2 separate regions of the Homo sapiens genome follow, and region 1 is linked to region 2. The links are chromatin loops, found by intact Hi-C in ENCODE. Cell type or tissue: A673. All regions are shown on one strand. Links, peaks and the distances in the headings refer to the core of each region. The heading gives the core; the rest is flanking DNA.

Evidence for each region. A loop is a pair of places that touch in the nucleus more often than their neighbours do. Peaks named below come from ENCODE experiments on the same cell type or tissue, not always from the same donor. Only the 100,000 strongest peaks of a DNase experiment are listed, where the experiment ranks them.
Region 1: a loop joins it to region 2, with 12 times the contacts of the local background. A loop is called at or near these places in 1 of 110 quality-filtered maps.

Annotation. Positions count from the first base shown.
Region 1 is chr16:61,361,415-61,370,207 of GRCh38, forward strand. LOC105371302 (a long non-coding RNA gene) reads left to right here and starts at 4,090. Exons shown (of 3, transcript XR_933656.1): 1 at 4,090-4,186. In A673, for the core only: a CTCF peak has its summit at 4,800; DNase peaks (open chromatin) are centred at 1,367 and 4,787.
Region 2 is chr16:61,003,896-61,012,688 of GRCh38, forward strand. No RefSeq gene overlaps it. Among named protein-coding and RNA genes, the nearest start is that of CDH8-AS1, 910 kb to the right of the region's middle. In A673, for the core only: a CTCF peak has its summit at 3,969; a DNase peak (open chromatin) is centred at 3,996.

The sequences.
Region 1 (8,793 bases), core at 631-8,630, 360 kb after region 2:
GTGGGAATCTCTGCTGCTTTCCAGGGTTCTCTGTCTTTTCAGATCTCTCCTCTTCAGTACTCTAATTATCTTGGTCACCCCGAGACTCCCAGCTCCATCTCCTGACCTCAGGGAATCTGCTGGGTTTCACCGGGTTTTCATCTTACTGTGTCACAGCCTAGACACCCTCTGGTCATTAAGCTAGGATGACCTTAAGGCATAACTCATTTGTTTTATGTCTCTTAGAGATCGCTGTTCTTTGGCACTTGCTTCCCAGGGTCTTGAAAGCCACTGTTTCATGCATTTTGTTAGCTTAGTTGTTATCAAATGTAATCTTTGAGAAAAAAAAGCACAATATTTTAAATTTACTTTTATTACTAAGAATCATCCAACCTTCAAAATGATTTTAATTCACACAGATTATTTTCCCTAAATAATAAGCATAATACCTTATATTAGTGAGTTAATTTGTTCATAAGATACCATGTATAGGATAGACGATAGAGCAAAGACTTAAAATGAAAAGAAAAGCATCCCTTCTTACAGTTGTTTGTCCTTTAACATTTCACCTAGTGCTGTTAGCAATAATCTGTGAAATACAAGACATTTGGCAGGGAGAGTAACTCCTTCATTAGGGTCCAAACTATGAAAGAATCTTGTCATATCAAAGAATTAACAGAAGTAAAATTTCCACTGCCCTGTGTTTTGAAACTTTCTGTCCTGAAATGGCTCAGAACTGAATTTCAGGCATCCTTTATAGGCACATACAATTTAATAGTTCAGGAGCAGGAGACGCACTGATATCTTTACCAAATGGCATTTAGTGTAATATTTAATAATACATAGCTGGCTTCACCTGAAAAAGTATTTTCAAAACCAGGAAATAACTGTGCTGCAGGCTTAGTATTATTAATATGATTTTATTCCATCCTCAAAATCTTCATAAGACTTTGGTTTGGGAGCTCCATTGAGTATCAGGTTCCCCAAAGGGAGGTTTGAAGTGAGTCTACCAAGTCTATCTTCTATCTACAGTGAGAAGGACAGTAACCTTTTGCAAAAGGAGTTCTGGAATGCCTTTGTGAGACAGATTGGTGATAACACTTCTCTCCTTGTGCTTTTCTCCCTGCTTTGGGATTTTATAAAATAACTTGCTTATGGTCCCAGAAGGGTTGGCAATTGAGGCAAGAGCTGAACTCAGCCCCCATCCCAGTTTCCAGGCTTTGTCTTTGACAGTTTCTAACAGCTCATAAATGGTCTTGATGCTGAAACTTTCCTTAGAGGCTTTTTTGAAAAGGAGCAATTGAGGATGTTTGATGAATTCTTATTACCGCAGCTTCCTTTTTCTCCAATGTGTTGTACAGTCATGCAGTCAACAGTAAAATGTATAAGTGCACATAAATGATCCCTCTATTGTGAAAATCACAGCAGAAGACAAGCAATTATGTGGGGGAGTACATTAGGTAATACTGTTTTGCTTAGTTTCGGAGCCTCGGCTTTATTCCGTGTGTTGAACTCAATTTCCATATTACTCAGAAGACATTGATCATTACTAGCCTAAGTAAATATTCATTTTGATTGTCTCAGCAGGCATTCTCTGTGGTCATGTTTTAAATCCTCATACAAGCAAAAGGAAACATTTGATAGATATTTTGGCTGGTGTCTGCCATTACAAAACATACCCAAGCAGGTGTAGAATAATGATAGCATATGAAAAAAGGCCATGTAAACAATATATTGTATTGCCAAAGTAATGCACTCGGTTTATCTCATTTGACCATCCAAAGAATATGTAAAAATAAAATTGCATTCTTAAACCCACGTTAGGGGTGAGTAAAATAGAGCACACAGTATGTGAGGTATGTTGGCATTCCCATGGCTAATAAGAAGTTCTGCTGCAAATTGAATTCAGAAAACTGATGTGCTTAATACAGTGATGATTCAAATAAGAATTAGGTATTATTAATTTGTTCCATCTCTTTCCCTTTGTCTCTGTCTTCGATGTTCTCTCTCTCTCTCCTTTACTGTCATGCAACAGATAAAGAGAAAGCTACAGAGAATATAAGAACATAGAAAGCTCTTTAACAAGACCCCTTAAAACCTGCTCCAACCTAATTCTCAGCCTCAGTACCACTCTGATACACCTACTTGGTAAAACCCCACTTTCCAAGCTCTCAAATTTCCCAAACTGGTTGCATCATGACACTGTGTCCTGGTACATATCACTTCCTTTTGCATATTTCTGAATTCTACCCTTTGCCTTGAAAATACCTCATCTTCAATTATAGACACCTACAAAGGCTTCTGCTGAGTGGCCCCACAGGACTTTGGTCATTATTAACCTTTGTAATTGTTGTACTGTGATATACTGGATTTTCTAGTAAACTCAGGTCCTACAAGACAACTACAAAATATTTTAATCATTTTTTTCCTCAGCATCTAATCTATTTATTAAGCATTGGTTTAATTCAAGAGGTCCAGCCCCATCCGGGAACTCCTCCACAGGCAAATTTAAAATCCTTCTTGAACTCAGGGTTATTATAGAATTTCCAAAATATTGAGACATTTATAATGAAAATAGCCTATAAATCAATTGCTTCACACACACACAAACACACACAGTTAGGTAACTCTTAATATGCTTATGTAACAACTAATATGTCCATTTTCCAGATAGGGGAATCACCTTCAGAAAATAATCTAAGTTACTCTATTTGCATAGCTAATGCTAAGCAAAAAATGAAGCCTAGGCAGGCTGATTCAGGGTGCTACGCATATTCACATATATATTTTTTTAATCGATAAACACAATAATCTTCCATGCACTGATTTAGTTTCTGTACCACTTTTTAAAGCAGAACTGCACCAGCCACTGTATTCTGCTTTGTTATTCTCAACAATATGATACTTTAAGATCAGAGAAGGCACATACTGAGACCAGAGAAGTAGGCCAGGCCCAGTGGCTCACGCCTGTAATCCCAGCAGATTGGGAGGCTGAGGCAGGCAGATCACTTGAGCTCAGGAGTTCAAGACCAGCCTGGCTAACAGGGTGAAACTTTGTCTTTACTAAAAATTACAAAAATTAGCCAGGTGTAGTGGTGCATGACTGTAATCTCAGCTACTCAGGAGGCTGAGGCATGAGAATCACTCGAGCCTGGCAGGCGGAGGTTCTGATGAGCTGAGATCAAGCCACTGCACTCCAGCCTGGGCGACTAATTGAGACTCTGTTTCAAAAACAAAAAAACAAAAACAAAAACAAAACAAAACAAAAACAGAGAAGTAAAGTAACTTACTCAAGGTCATGCTCCTAGAAACAAGTGTTGGAACAACAATTTGAGTTTCAGCCACTCTGAGTGCAAATCCTGAGGTTTTGCACATACCTTATCCTCAGTGGGAGGCATATTATTATCCAAAGAATCATGATAAATGGAAATATGAATACAATACAACACTACTTCTTATAGCGCTCAGGCTGGTATATCTGCATACAATCACATTTCTTAGAAATATGATGAATCTTTTTGTGTGCATGATTACAGTGATAATAATTTTCCTTCATAAGAGAGGTTGGTTGTCTTTAATTTGCTCACATTCAAGCAATAGCAAATGGTTACCTCTGTACTTTCAAAGTATTTCTTTTTTTTCCTCTTTCCTGTTTCCAGATGGTTTCCTGATTCCTATCAGAATTAGTGTCTGTTGATTACACACTTTTCTCTTGGTGATTCTGCTCTGTGAGTCATTATTCCTAGTGGCCATCCAAACAATTCCACCAAGTGTCACATTTTGCCTAAATTGATACTAAAGCCGTTTAGCATAAGCTAATTAAAGCTTGGCTGTCCTTCCTGAACACGCCACATGACTGATGGCTATGAGCTCTATCGTCATTACAGAGCACATTACTTTTGTAGGTGTGCCTTATAAAGCATTCCACAGCTATCTGTTATATTTTCAGGAGTATGTAGTCTAGTATATGTATTATGTTTAAGAAGAATAGTGATTTTAAATAATGCTAGAATAACAGGATTTGGAACTCCTATCTACAGTTCTTTCCAAATTTTGGCCTCCTTCCCTTTCTCTTCTGATTTCCCTATCTTCTTGTTCTCACAGGTGGAGTGTGGAAAACATGAAACATTTCCTGAAAATGAAATAATAGTATCTGTCAAATGAAATCAAATTCACTAACTCTGCAAGACTAAATGCAATTTTTGAGGTAAATTTTAAATTTTTAAGTGCTTATTTTTAAGAAAGGTTGTGTTCATTCTATTAATCTTTGTTCCAGACATCACAGATTACTCAAATAAGCTGTTACTTGCTAGTGATTTTGGTTTTGAATATTTTCTGGAGAACGGGTTATAGAGTTTAAATTATAAGAGTCTTCTTCAGACAATAATAGTTTTTAATGCTCCTCCTTCTCTGCAAGAATATGATTGGTTGAGTGGGTTGCAGAAAAACTTGGTTTTTAGTTTTGTATAAGAGGAACTCTTAGAATTAGTGAATTGAGTCTTCTCACTGCAGTTGAACAAATTGCTGCCTTAGAAGCAAATGTAATACAAAGAGGGAGGGAGTGGGGAAAGTGGGCTATGGTATCAAAATTGGCTTCAGTTTACTCATGTATAAAATGGGCAGAATGTTATTACCAACTCCTAGGAACAGTGTGAGGAGTCTATACAATAATGCATATACAGGGTTTAGTGCAATTTCTGGAACTTAGTAAGTGTCCACTGAATTAAAGGGATGATGTTGAAGATGAGAGAAGAGGTGAGCACAGTTTCATAATATACCCCCTCTAGTTCTTGTCTTGTCCTACTACGCCACCTAGTAGGACCAAGAACAAGATAGGCTAGTCCTCACTAATGGTCTGCCTTTGTTTTGTGCACAGTTGAAAATGCCTAAGCAAATCTTTTCTAGGTTTCTGCACAACATTGTGAATAAAAACACCTACTTACCTCTTATTCCAAAACCCTCCTTTGTCTCTGTCCTGAAACTCCATTGCTTGCAGAATAGACGAGGTGGTTGAAAATCTGTCTGTCAAATCTGTGAGAGAAAACTGGATTTATTTGCAGTAGTTGAGGATGGGGAAACAAGCAAAATATTTAGTTCCATGGGCCAGGCAAAGTTCTAGCATTGCTCTGCAATGACATTTAAAACCCTTAGCAGTCACCATATGATGTGCTTGATTGGTCTTCTATCTACCTACTCACTTCTTTATTCTCCCTTTACTACTCTGTAGCATAAGTGTTGCTATGCACAGTTAACTGGTCTCCAAGATTCCCTTCCCACACGGTGGCCCTTTGTTTTCCAGTGAAGCCTCCTACCTTGTCGATTGTATATCTGTTTACATTCACACCGTTCTTAGCATTCTGCGGAGAGCCAAGCACTGCTCTTGCTACCAGGGAACAGGTGTGGGTAGAATCTGTTTTGAAAAAATGCACAGTGAAGATGGAACCAACAATTGCAGCTAATGGTGTTCTTTACATGTACTCCTGCTAAATGTAGAAGAATGAGAAACAAGATTAAAAAGCCATATGTAGTTTGCAGATGAATATAAACATTACACGTTTGCATATCATTTACTGATGTCACCATGTCATCTGGTCTATTTTGCCTTAAACCTATGCCTTAAATCTGTCCGCTGTTCTATATTTCCTCTGCTTTACAGTGGACTCTCCCTCATTCATGGCCCATGAATGCAAGCAACAGAAAACAATACTAGTCTCATTAAGAAATAGAAAATTTAGACAAATGGTGTCCTTTGCTCCAAAGTCGATGAGAATCTGAAAGACTCTTTGTGCACAGTTGAAAATGTCTAAGCAAATCTTTTCTAGGTTTCTGCACAACGTTGTGAATAAAAATACCTACTTACCTCTTATTCCAGAATGGGAAATTTAGACTGGGAAAATTACAAGGCAGAACAATGGCCTTTCAAGGGCATGAAGTCTTCCAAGAATAGTGTTCTAGAACTGCAGGCACCACCACTGCCAGGGTGGTTCTGCGTTAGGTGAGAGTGGATCTTAACACTTCTTTGACTTTATGTGTCTCAGTCCTTTGAGACTCAAAGTCCTAGTGGAGCATACTAATGGCTGAACTTAAGTTAAGGGTTGAGCTCCGATTGTGATAAGACAAAAAAGAGAAAGATTCTACTCCCTGTTCAGACTGCAGATCAGGAAGCATGCACTATATCTCTGGAATGTACACAGAATGGAGTTCCTCCAAATTAAGAGAGGAATATTAATTGCATACTGGACAGTTTAAAAAAGTAAAATATTTCTACTTCCACTGACTGTTTTGTTATTTTTTTTCGTCTTTCTCCCCAATGAATTCTGCATGCTGGGTTCAGAGTAAGCATTATAAAATGAATATAAAGACTGGAAGCTCTTTTTCATTCTCTTTGAATTGTGCTTTATAGGGGTATAAACTCTTTAGGATGGTTTGCAAAACCTTTTTTCCATATGACCCTGAAAATGACTCCTACCTAATTTTTTTTTTTTAAGACAGGTTTTTCACTCCAGTTGTCCTGGCTGGAGTGCAGTGGCACAACCGTGGCTCACTGCAGCCTCGACTTTGTGGGCTAAAGTGGTCCTCCCACCTGAGCCTCTGGAGTAGCTGTGGCTACAGACACGCCCCACCCTGTCTGGCTAATTTTTTAACACTTTTAGTAGAGGTGGGGTTTTGCCATGTTGCCCAGGCTGGTCTCGAACTCCTGGGCTCAAGGAATCTTCCTGCCTTGGCCACCCAAAGTGCTGGGAAAACAAGCATAAGCCACTGTACCTGGCCTCCTACCTAATCTTCTCCCAATGCCAGACTCTGAAGGACATCCTTCAAGGTTTAATTAAAATGTTCACTCTTCCTTAAACATGCTATTCCTTTCACAATCTATGTGGTTTGCTCAGGTCGCTGTTTCTCTGGTTAATTAAATTTAAAACTCCTACTTATTTAAGACCCACTCAGAGATTTCTTCTTACATCAGTGCATTTCTTGGCTAACATAAAGATGTAAGTTGGCATTTCCACCTCAGGATTCTCAAAAAAAAATTATGAACAGGTAGCTGTAATGACCCTTAGACAAGTAAACAGAAAAAATGCTACGTTGAGTCTTAACCAGATTTTAGCAACTTGAAGACAATCTTTTTTTTTTTTTTTTTTTTTTTTGAGACAGAGTCTCGCCCTGTTGCCCAGGCTGGAGTGCAGTGGCACGATCTTGGCTCACTGCAACCTCCGTCCCCCGGGTTCAAGCAATTCTCCTGCCTCAGCCTCCTGAGTAGCTGGGATTACAGGCACACACCTCCACGCCTGGCTAATTTTTTGTATTTTAGTAGATACAGGGTTTCACCGTATTGCCAAAGCTGGTCTTGAACTCCTGAGCTCAGGCAACCCACCTGTCTCAGCCTCCCAGAGTGCTGGGATTACAGGTTTGAGCCACCGTGCCTGGCTCCATTTTTTTACTTCCATTAAGAATACAGAATAGTTGGGATAGGCAAGATAATGAGGGTATTAAAGTGTTATAGGAGATGGTTACACAACTGAGTGATGAAACATTTTTAAATTCTGACAGGAAAATAAGTACATACATTGGGAAATATTAGAGGCAGAAGAATAATTTAGAAAGTAGTTCAGATAATAGATTATTGGTAGCAGCAATGAAGGTGAAAAAGAGGAAGAAAAAGAGATATTAGGTTGAGAAAACTGAGAGAATTGGGGTTTAAATTCAGCATCCAGAATGTTTACATTGAAATTCATTTAAGTCAACTTTTAAAAATTTAGCTTGTGTGAGACCTTTTAACTGCAAATCCCTACCTCTATCCCAAATTGATTGTTCAGGCAAGTTGTTTATGTCAGGAAATGACACAACGTGGTGGAAACACCAACATCTGTTTCTGACAACTTGCAACTAACCCTCAGCCACACAGCGAAGAGATTTTGAGACCTCTGGATGATCCACATCATGGGGCATTGACACGGAAATATCAATTTCTGAATCTTATCTCACAATAATTCTACACTGGGGGCTTTGAGCATGAAGATTCATCCTGGAGATAATTGCAGTGAACGAGAGTTATACCTTGGAAGATAAGATCCTATCATCAGTATGGTGACTGACAGTAAATTATAGTGGTGTTGATGACACATCTATAATTACATTACAAATATTTATCTCCCAGAAATCCTTCCTGAATCGCTTCTCATATATGACTTCTCCTCCCCTCCTTTCCTCTGCTGAGATCAATTGCGATTGACATCAAATTTCTAGTCTAAAAAAAAGCTAATTTGATTAAAACTTGGATAATAAATGATCACTTGCGCTGAAGGCAGTTCTTCCTGGTTTTTAAAGGCTCCTCTGTAAATAAAGTAGAAAATACGGGTAGAAATGTCGTCTTACTGAAATCCGCATAAACAGAAAAGGAATTGCTGAGAAAGTTCTCCAGCTGCAACATTAAACTTAACCAACTATTTGTTGTGCAGTTTTACAATTTAACATGCATTTGAGCTCTGGTGACATGTGCTGGGCACATGGGTTAGTTACTGAGGTCATAATCACATCCAAATTAATTTTCGAATTTTGTCAGTTCTATAAAATAATCTTTCAATTTCTATGAAATAATCTCTTAACTCTATCCCTTTGTATCTAATTGTATTAGGCTAGCTGCTTTTTAACATTGTTCACCTGGATTATTGCAACAACTCTTTGGCCTTTATGACTCCAATTGATATGTTTTGCTATTATAGTAGATCCAATCATAGGCATTTTGACAAAGATATCTATGTTTAGAAGGTAAGATGGATTTTTATTGCCTACTAATTATCTGAAATCCAAACTCCC
Region 2 (8,793 bases), core at 289-8,288:
TGGCCCAAGAACACTTCATTAAATGAATCTGTCGGTGGAAGAACCTCTACCTTCATTAGAAATACTCTGAGTAGAGACAATTATTAAAACTTGGGGAACAACGCTTTTTAAATCTTATCACACATTTACTATGTGTTAGAGACTCAGAAAAGGAAGAAGAATAAAATTTTGTTGAGATATTAGGTTGTTGCAAAAGTAATTAAAGTTCTTGTCATTAAAAGTAATGGCAAAGGAATAGATGTTGTAAATAAAATGCAAGGCAGAAATGAAACTGGAAGGGGTAAATGAGAGAGCCTGGAGGAAAACAATCCATTAGAAATCTTAGAAATTGTTGTATATATAATATATATATATATATACTATATATACACACACACACATATATCTGATTTTACATATAATTGATTATATGTGTGTGTATGATTAGTAACTCCAAACTGAAGAGTAAAGGAGAAAATCAGTGATTTTAAAAAGAGCAGTGAGAAATTCATTAAAAACTCAGCCAAAAAAGGCAAAAAATATATATTTTAAATGAAACATTTGGAGCAATGGAAAACAGACTGAATATTGCAATTCTATCTTGTAGGTGGTGTTTCACAAAGAGAAAATGGAGGGAAAGGTGTGGAAGCGACATTTAAAAAGGAATTTAAGTTTATGTTTCCACAAATGAGGAAGGCATTGTTTCCTAGCTCAAAGAGTTTCACTGAATCCCATGCAGCATAAACACACACAAAAATTTAGCCTAGACACATTTGAGTGAAACTATGGATTAGAGGAAACCTTACAATTTGCAGTAAATAAGGGATTATTATTGACACAGTGAAGTATACTAACAGCTGACTTTCATCAACAGTAATAGATGCCAGAGCATTATATGATATCATCTCTAAGTGAGCTCAGGAAAAATAAGAGACATATTAGCTAGTTTATTCTGCCTTTCATCTTGAAAGTTAAATGTATTTTTGAGAGTTAAGTAAATGACATCCATTCAGGAATCCTCAAAAAGAGAAATATAAAGAATGCACTTGAGTAAGAATAAGAGGAAATCCAGAAGGAAGTGAGACAAGATAGGAAAAAGCTGAGCAGAGTTAAAGGGGCTAATATTTTTTATGATTAAAAAAAGTAAAACTAAAGTTTCAGACAACAATAACAAACTATTACAGAATTTCCTAGTGCTGAAAATGTGCTAAAATGTTTACCATGTTTCGGTCAAGGTTAGAAATACCAAATGGCTAGGTTTGTTGATAGCCTTTTTTTTTTCAGTGTATTGTTTTTAAAGCAACATATTCACTAAAGAATAGAAATTCAAACTTTACTTATAGAACATATAAATAGAAATAAAGAAGAACCTAAAATTTTTAAATCAACAAATGATATAGGAGAAAAAAAGTGAAGAACAAAGAATGATCAACAGGCATCCTTAGTATATGTGTTAAATCAAAATATACAAATAATTATAAATATAATTATAGTATCATGAATTAGAGCCAGAAATTTTCTGATTAGATTTTTAAAGAATTCAACTATATTATGTTTCTAAGAGACATAATATTTCAAATTACACAAGGCAATAAAATTAAAGAGCTGGAAAAGACAATATCCATACAAACATTAAATAAATAGAGCTATGGAGACAATATTAATATCATAAAGACTGAAGTTTAGGAAACAGCATTAATAGAGATAAAAGATGTGAAACTTCTATGTTCTCCAACAGTAAATTTGTAATTGAACTGTTGTATATTTATAAAATAGAAATACTGTTAATCAGTAAAAATGAATAAAATATATCAACATGGATAAATATCCAATATAATTCTGTGCAGGAAGAAAAGGAGATTAATGCTACATACAGGATTATATAAAGTTAACAGCATTCAAAATACTTTAGAATGATAAACACAAATTTAGTACAATGGTTACCCTGCAGACAGGGACTCTGATAAGAGTTTAATTACAAAATCTTTGAAACAAGTGAAAACTCTAACAAAGTAGAGATAAGATAGTAAAATGTATTTTAATATCTCAGCACTTTGTGTGTATATGCATGCATGTATGTGTGTTTGTGTGTGTGTGTTGGATAGAGTAAGGACAAACTTCCTATTTGAATCTTCAACATATGTCTCTCCTGAGACTAGGACACCAAGCCATAATTAGCAATCCAGGCCACTAGGCAGAGGAATGAGGAAATCAATATGAGAAACCCCTTTCTGTAGAGGTTTCAACTCTCAGAGGCAGTGACTTGAGCTTTGCCGAGCTTGTTCAGCCCTTTACTAACCTCCCTTCTGCTCTGATTATTCTAGGCAGCTCATTCCCATCAGTCCCCCTCCTCACAGAGCTCCTCAGCGATAACACAAACCCAGTTTGCATCTGTCAGGCTCTGCCTGAAAAGCTCTAAATTCATACAAATGTCACTTCTCAGCCTGTAAAAGCCAAAGAAAGGTTCTTTCATTCAACAGATGGGCCACAGGCAAATAGTGAAAGAAGGGGTCCTGATGTTTTCCTTTTTCAGTAAGGTAATTTCAGTAATTTACTCTTACTTCCAAAACATTTGTTTTTCTTTTTTTTTTTTCACTTAATATTGGTGCTTACTTTCCCTCATGTGGCTTATAAATAGAACAATGGCAACCTTATTCAGATGATATCAATAGAAAGACAAGATGGTGCATTAGAAAAAGCTCAGACTTTGGTATTAAGTCCAGCTTTAAATCCCGGACCATCCACTTGACAGCTGGGTGTTTGGGAAGTTGTTTTTCTCCCAAGCTAAAGAGTCTTCACTTACTGGTTCTGCTTGGTCTGACTCTTCCACCAGCTAAGATGCATCTTGCTCCAGATTGCCCTTTGATTTTCTGTTTTTCTGCCACAACCATTTATATTTCCTTTTATGCTTCTCCTTGCCACAGTGACTTTGCACAAGCTCTAGCTTTGCTTGGAATGACACCCATCTCAAATCTCACTCCACTTCACGAAGTTAACCCTTATCCTGTCTTCAGACTGTGCCCGATCATCATTTTCTCAAGAGCACCTTTTGCACCTAGGTAAATTTCTTCTATAACATATTTTCAGAACCACATATCCATTAAAATATTACAAAACCATTTTTTCAGTGCTTATTTTATTAAATTCTGTCTGTACCACATAATGATGTAAAACTAGGAGTGTAGGAACCATTTTTACTTCATGCTTCCAGCACTTCATTGTCCTTCAGAACTAGTCCTTCACTCAAAACTTAACTGTCACTTGAAAGCACAGTGTACTACCTGCCTCTTACCGGTTCTTCCAGGCTGAGTCTGTGGAATAGCAAAGAACCAAAAGTTAATTCCTGCTACCAGAGCTCAGCAAAACTTCAGAAATAATAGTGTGAATGCTTTCGCTAATGAAAACACCTCGTTTGCTTTTTAAAAAATTAAACTTTATTTTCAAGTAGTTTTAGATATCTAGAAAAGTTACAAATATAGCATATGCATTCCCATATAAACTACACCCAGGTTCCCTTGTTGCTAACAACTTACATTGCTATGGTACATTCGTCATAACTAAGAATAAACATTAATATGTGAGTGTTAAAGTCCATGCTCTATTAATATTTCTTTTGTTTTTACTTATGTCTTTTTTTGTTGTTCCTGGACCCCATCCAAGATATCACATTACTTTTTTTTTTTTTTTGAGACAGAGTCTCTCCCCGTCACCCAGGCTGGAGTGCTGATCTCAGCTCCCTGCAACCTCTGCCTCCCTGGTTCAAGTGATTCTCCTGCCTCAGCCTTGCAAGTAGCTAGGATTACAGGTGCCTGCCACCATGCCCGGCTACTTTTTTTGTATTTTTAGTAGCGAAGGGCTTTCACCATGTTGACCAGGCTGGTTTCGAACTCCTAGCCTCAAGTGATCTGCCCACCTCGGCCTTCCAAAGTGCTGGGATTACAGGCGTGAGCCACCATGCCCGACCTCACATTACATTTAGTTCTCATGTTTCCTAAGGCTCCGCTAGGCGGTGACAGTTTCTCAGTTATTGTTTTTGATGACACTGACAGTTTTGAGGAGTACTGGTTAAGTATTCTGAAGGATGCTTTTCAATTTCAGTTTGATAGTTTCCTCAATCAAACTGGAATAATGGGGTTTTGAGGGAGGAAAACCACATAGATGAAGTTTTTTTTAATCACATTACATCAAAGCTACATGCTGTTGATATGTTGACAATGATCATTCGGCTGCTTCTTGACTAAAACGTTACTCTTTTCTCCCTTTTCCAAACAGCACTTTTGAGCAGGAAGTTGCTATGAAGTACTGATCCTGAAAAGTGGGGAATTCAGCTTCACCTATTTGAGGATGAACAGTGTATCTAAATTATGTTCAATTCTTCTGCATGGAAGATTTGTCTCTTTTTCTCTAATTATTTATTTATTAAATCATTTATTTATATTGGTATAAACTCATGGATATTTATTTGTTTTCCCTATGGAAAACTCTGGTTAATTTGTACTAATCTATACCGCTTAAAAGTACTGAGATATTTTTATGTGTACTCAGAGCTAACATTCCACATACCTCCATGGTCCACAGTATCATAGCACATCAAATCTGCTCAAGATAACTTTACGTCATAGCACATTGAAACATACCAGGGTATACTGGTCTGACTTCAGAAAATATTTATAATTCTTCCTTCCCCCCATATTAGACTAATACAATTTTCATCCTCCTCTTTCCTTTTTCTCTGACTTTTTATTGCTGCACAACAAATTACCTCAAAACTTAATGGCATAGTTCTGGCACTTGTTGCTTTCCTGGAATGGGATTTTGTGGATCTGGAATTCCAGTAGGGCACAGCAGAGATGACTTGTTTCTGTCTCCCTATATCTGCGACCTCAGCTGGAAGACTCAACGCCTGGGAGGGGTGACTTTTATGACTACAGGTTGGAATTACCTGCAGCCTTGTTCACTTAGGTGTCTCACAGTTCATGCTGGATGTTAGCTGGGAACTCAGCTGAGTTTGTCATTTAGAACAACTATATCTACCCTCTCTACATAGTTTGGGATTCCTCATAATGATGACTAGATTGCAAAGATGAGCTTATCAGAGAGAGAGACAGACAGACAGGCAGACAGGCAGACAGGTGGAAGAGGTGTCACCTTTCATAACCCAGCTAAGCTGTCACATAGTGTCATTGATTTCCATGATACCTGATTAGTTAAACCACTAACAAAAGTATACCCAGGTTCTAGGGGAGGAGACATACATTTCACCTTTTGATGGACATAGGAAAGTATGTGGGATTAAAAATAGTTTTATAGCCATTTTTGGAAAATAAAATCTAGCACTCCCTCTTAGAATTGCTTATTAGAACCATTTGGGTTCACTAGATGCTATAATTCTGAGTTTATGGTGCCTATTGGCCAAAATGTCTCCAAATGCTTAACTCTTATTCAACAACCATTCCTTAGACTTGTGTCATTTTGTTTAATCCACTACTACATTTAACTAATCATGCACCCTCCAAGTCTTCCTTCAGCTTCCACCTGCATTGCCCCATTGCATTGATGCCCTAGAGGGCTTCTTATCCAAGAACATCATCACAGCAAAAAAACAAAAAAGTCATTAGCAATAATTTAATAATTTTTAAATATAACCAAAAATAAATGAGGGAATAGACTTTTGCAAGTAGTTTTTAAGTGGAAAAATATCACCAACAATTGGGAAAAAAGTCTCTTACTTACCAGAGAGGCACAATAGGCATGCAGTATTGGAGGATGATAAAGGAAACTTAACTGACCTTCACCCAAAAAACCCTACTGTGAGAAAATTAACTTATTTAACTTATTGGCAAGAAGAAGGCAATCTTGACACTGTAATATTGATGGCTGTATAAAATAAAATTGGAGTGAAACTGTGAACATACATAATCCAGACCAGTGAATTAATGCCAGTAGGAGGTTAGAATGCAAATCATTAGTTTCCCCAAAACCTCTAGCAAGTATATCACAAATAGAACTTATTTCACATGGTTAGAAAATTAACAGTAAACTGCTTATTTAAATCATAGGAGAAATGTCACTTTGTAAACGAAAGATATTTAGCTGTATGGATATTCCTCTTCCCTGGTTTCTTTGCTTCCTACTGAAACTGAAAACACATGACAAGCCCCCTACTTCAGCAGTGATGCTCAATATTGCTAATGCTCCTAATAAAGTCAATTTTACTTTGAAGAGTTTTAGAGAACTTCCAAATGCTGAATCTTCAAACTGCTTGAATTAGGACACATACACGAATCTGAAATAAACTCTGATGCTCAATTCACACATTAAAGACCTTCCTTCTTAATTTAGACTTACCTTACACCTCTGGATTCACTTTACTATTGCTGTTCCAAAATATATTTATTCTGGAATTTTCTAATAGTGGTTGATATTTCTTCAAAGTGTTTGTTAAAACTTTAAAAACTTTAAATTGTATACTTGGATATTTAAGCATTTGAAAAATGGTTTTCCCAAAGTTGTTATAGCCTGTAACAATTCCACCATGAGATATACACACACAGGCATACACATGCATACATGCAAGTACGTGTGTATGACAGACTATATATGTTTGTGTGTGTTTATACACACACACTCTTTATGTTTATATGTATACATACAAAGAAATATAGTACATGTACATCTTTGTGTGTGTGTGTGTGTGTGTGTGTGTGTGTGTGAGAGAGAGAGACAGAGACAGAGTGAAGCTGGTAGAAAACTTGGAGTTTTGTTCAGTATTGTTTTCTAGCTCATAGAATCATTCACAATATAAATATCAATATGGCCAACAAATTATTTAAGTTTTTTATTTCTAGAATATAATTTGTTCTTTATTGCATTGTATGAATAAAGATTAATTTTAAGAAAATATATCAAACTCCTTATAAATGAGGATATTGGCATAACATTGCCATAGATTCATGAAAATGTCAAATTTGGGCTGTATTATTGTTGCAAAAATTTTAAAAATAATTTTTATAGAATTGATTTGAGATTCATTGTTGGTATATTCTGTCTCATTATTCAACCAAAATGCATTCAATTTTTAAAATTCAGAGAACAACCGTCTGGTATGTTTTATTTTATACTATTTAAACCCCTTCATTATCCAATGAAATAAAATTCCTATATAACAGTTGCAAAGTCTTTAAAGTGTTTATCTTACAATCATTGATAGATTGTTTTTAACCTATCCAAATGTTATTATCTAATCTTGATTTGTATTAAATATAGCAAACAGTCATTTTCTTTAACATTCTTGTCTTCTAAATAATTTATATTTTAGGTTGGTGCAAATGTAATTGTGGTTTTTCCTATTACATTCAATGGCAAAAAACGCAATTACATTTGCACCAACCTAATAGATATTTTAAAACATGCATATGTATGAATATAAATGTATACCATGTTTTAGAATGGTTTGTATAAGAAAATCCAGTTAGGGTTGAAAATATCTAGTTAGGATTGATAATGCATTATATATGGTATATGCATTGGTATACATTTTAAAAATATTTTAAGCCTGGAATTGTTTTGTAAAAAACAAATTGAGCTTCTAGATGTTTCTCAGTCCACTGAACGGTTTCTCCATCCTCTAGGGAACAATTTTAATTTGAAATATTTAGTAAGTTCAGTTTTATGACTGTGCCACAACACGAGCAATTTTATTGAAATAGAAAGGGAAGAATAAAAATATTCAATAATTATTTTATTGATTTGGAGGCAATGAATTATTCATGGTTTCAAAGTATCTGTGTATAATTCTAATTACCTGCTTTTAAAGGATATGAGACCCGCTGAAAGTACATTAACAATTTTGATTGAACACCTGCTCCCTGGTAGAATATAGCAGGCATTAGAACCAAAATCCACTGTTTGTGTATGAATGTGTGCAAATGTGTGTGTGTATGTGTGTGTTTCTGATTTTCGGGGTGATCATGATATACTGTGCTTTGTTGGCATCTGATACCATGCTTTGATAGTTGTAAAAATAGGTCATTCAAGGTGATATAGCCAAATTATTCCCGACTCAAATGCATTATGCATTTTCTAACTATCTCTATTCATTTGTAGCTGTGACATACATTTTGAAGCATTAGAAATGCTTCCTGAGAAGGTTTCCTGAGACAAGGACTTGCTTATATACTTCTGCATTATTTTCAGTGACTAGTGGATAAAATCATAGTCTTATGTCTGCTATTATCCAGGTGTGAACCGAGGATTTTGGACTCAATGCCCTCACCCCCATCTACACCTGTAGGTCAGCTGCTATCACAGTGGTAGCACCATCATCCACTTAGTTAATTGGCCAAATTATTTAACTCGAAAAATTTCAGGGTCAAAGTTGGCTTAAGGAAGCTGGCAACACTGAATTATGTGATAGTTCTGGGCAATCCTACTGACTTTATTATTTTTAAAATTTCTTACCTTTCTTCACATCCCCCTGCTAGTAGCTTAATTCATTGGCATTTTCATGGGAACTTTACTGAAATTGCAGCCAGTCTCTTTATTCATGTTTCTTATCTGTTGCTTCTTTTTCATGTCACATTCAGGTGGTAAATTTGGTATAGTGAGCGCTTTTCATGCCATCCTCCCTTCTGAACCCTTGACATTGCAGAGCCCTGGCTTTAGGACAGTCTCTTAATGTGACTTACAATGTCTACAACGTCTTCTCTGATCTTTTTTTCTATGTCTCTGCCTTATTTCTCAGCAATTTTTCCCTTGAATTCTATGATCTCATTTTATCAAACATCTAGTTTTCCTGAATAACCATACTTTCTT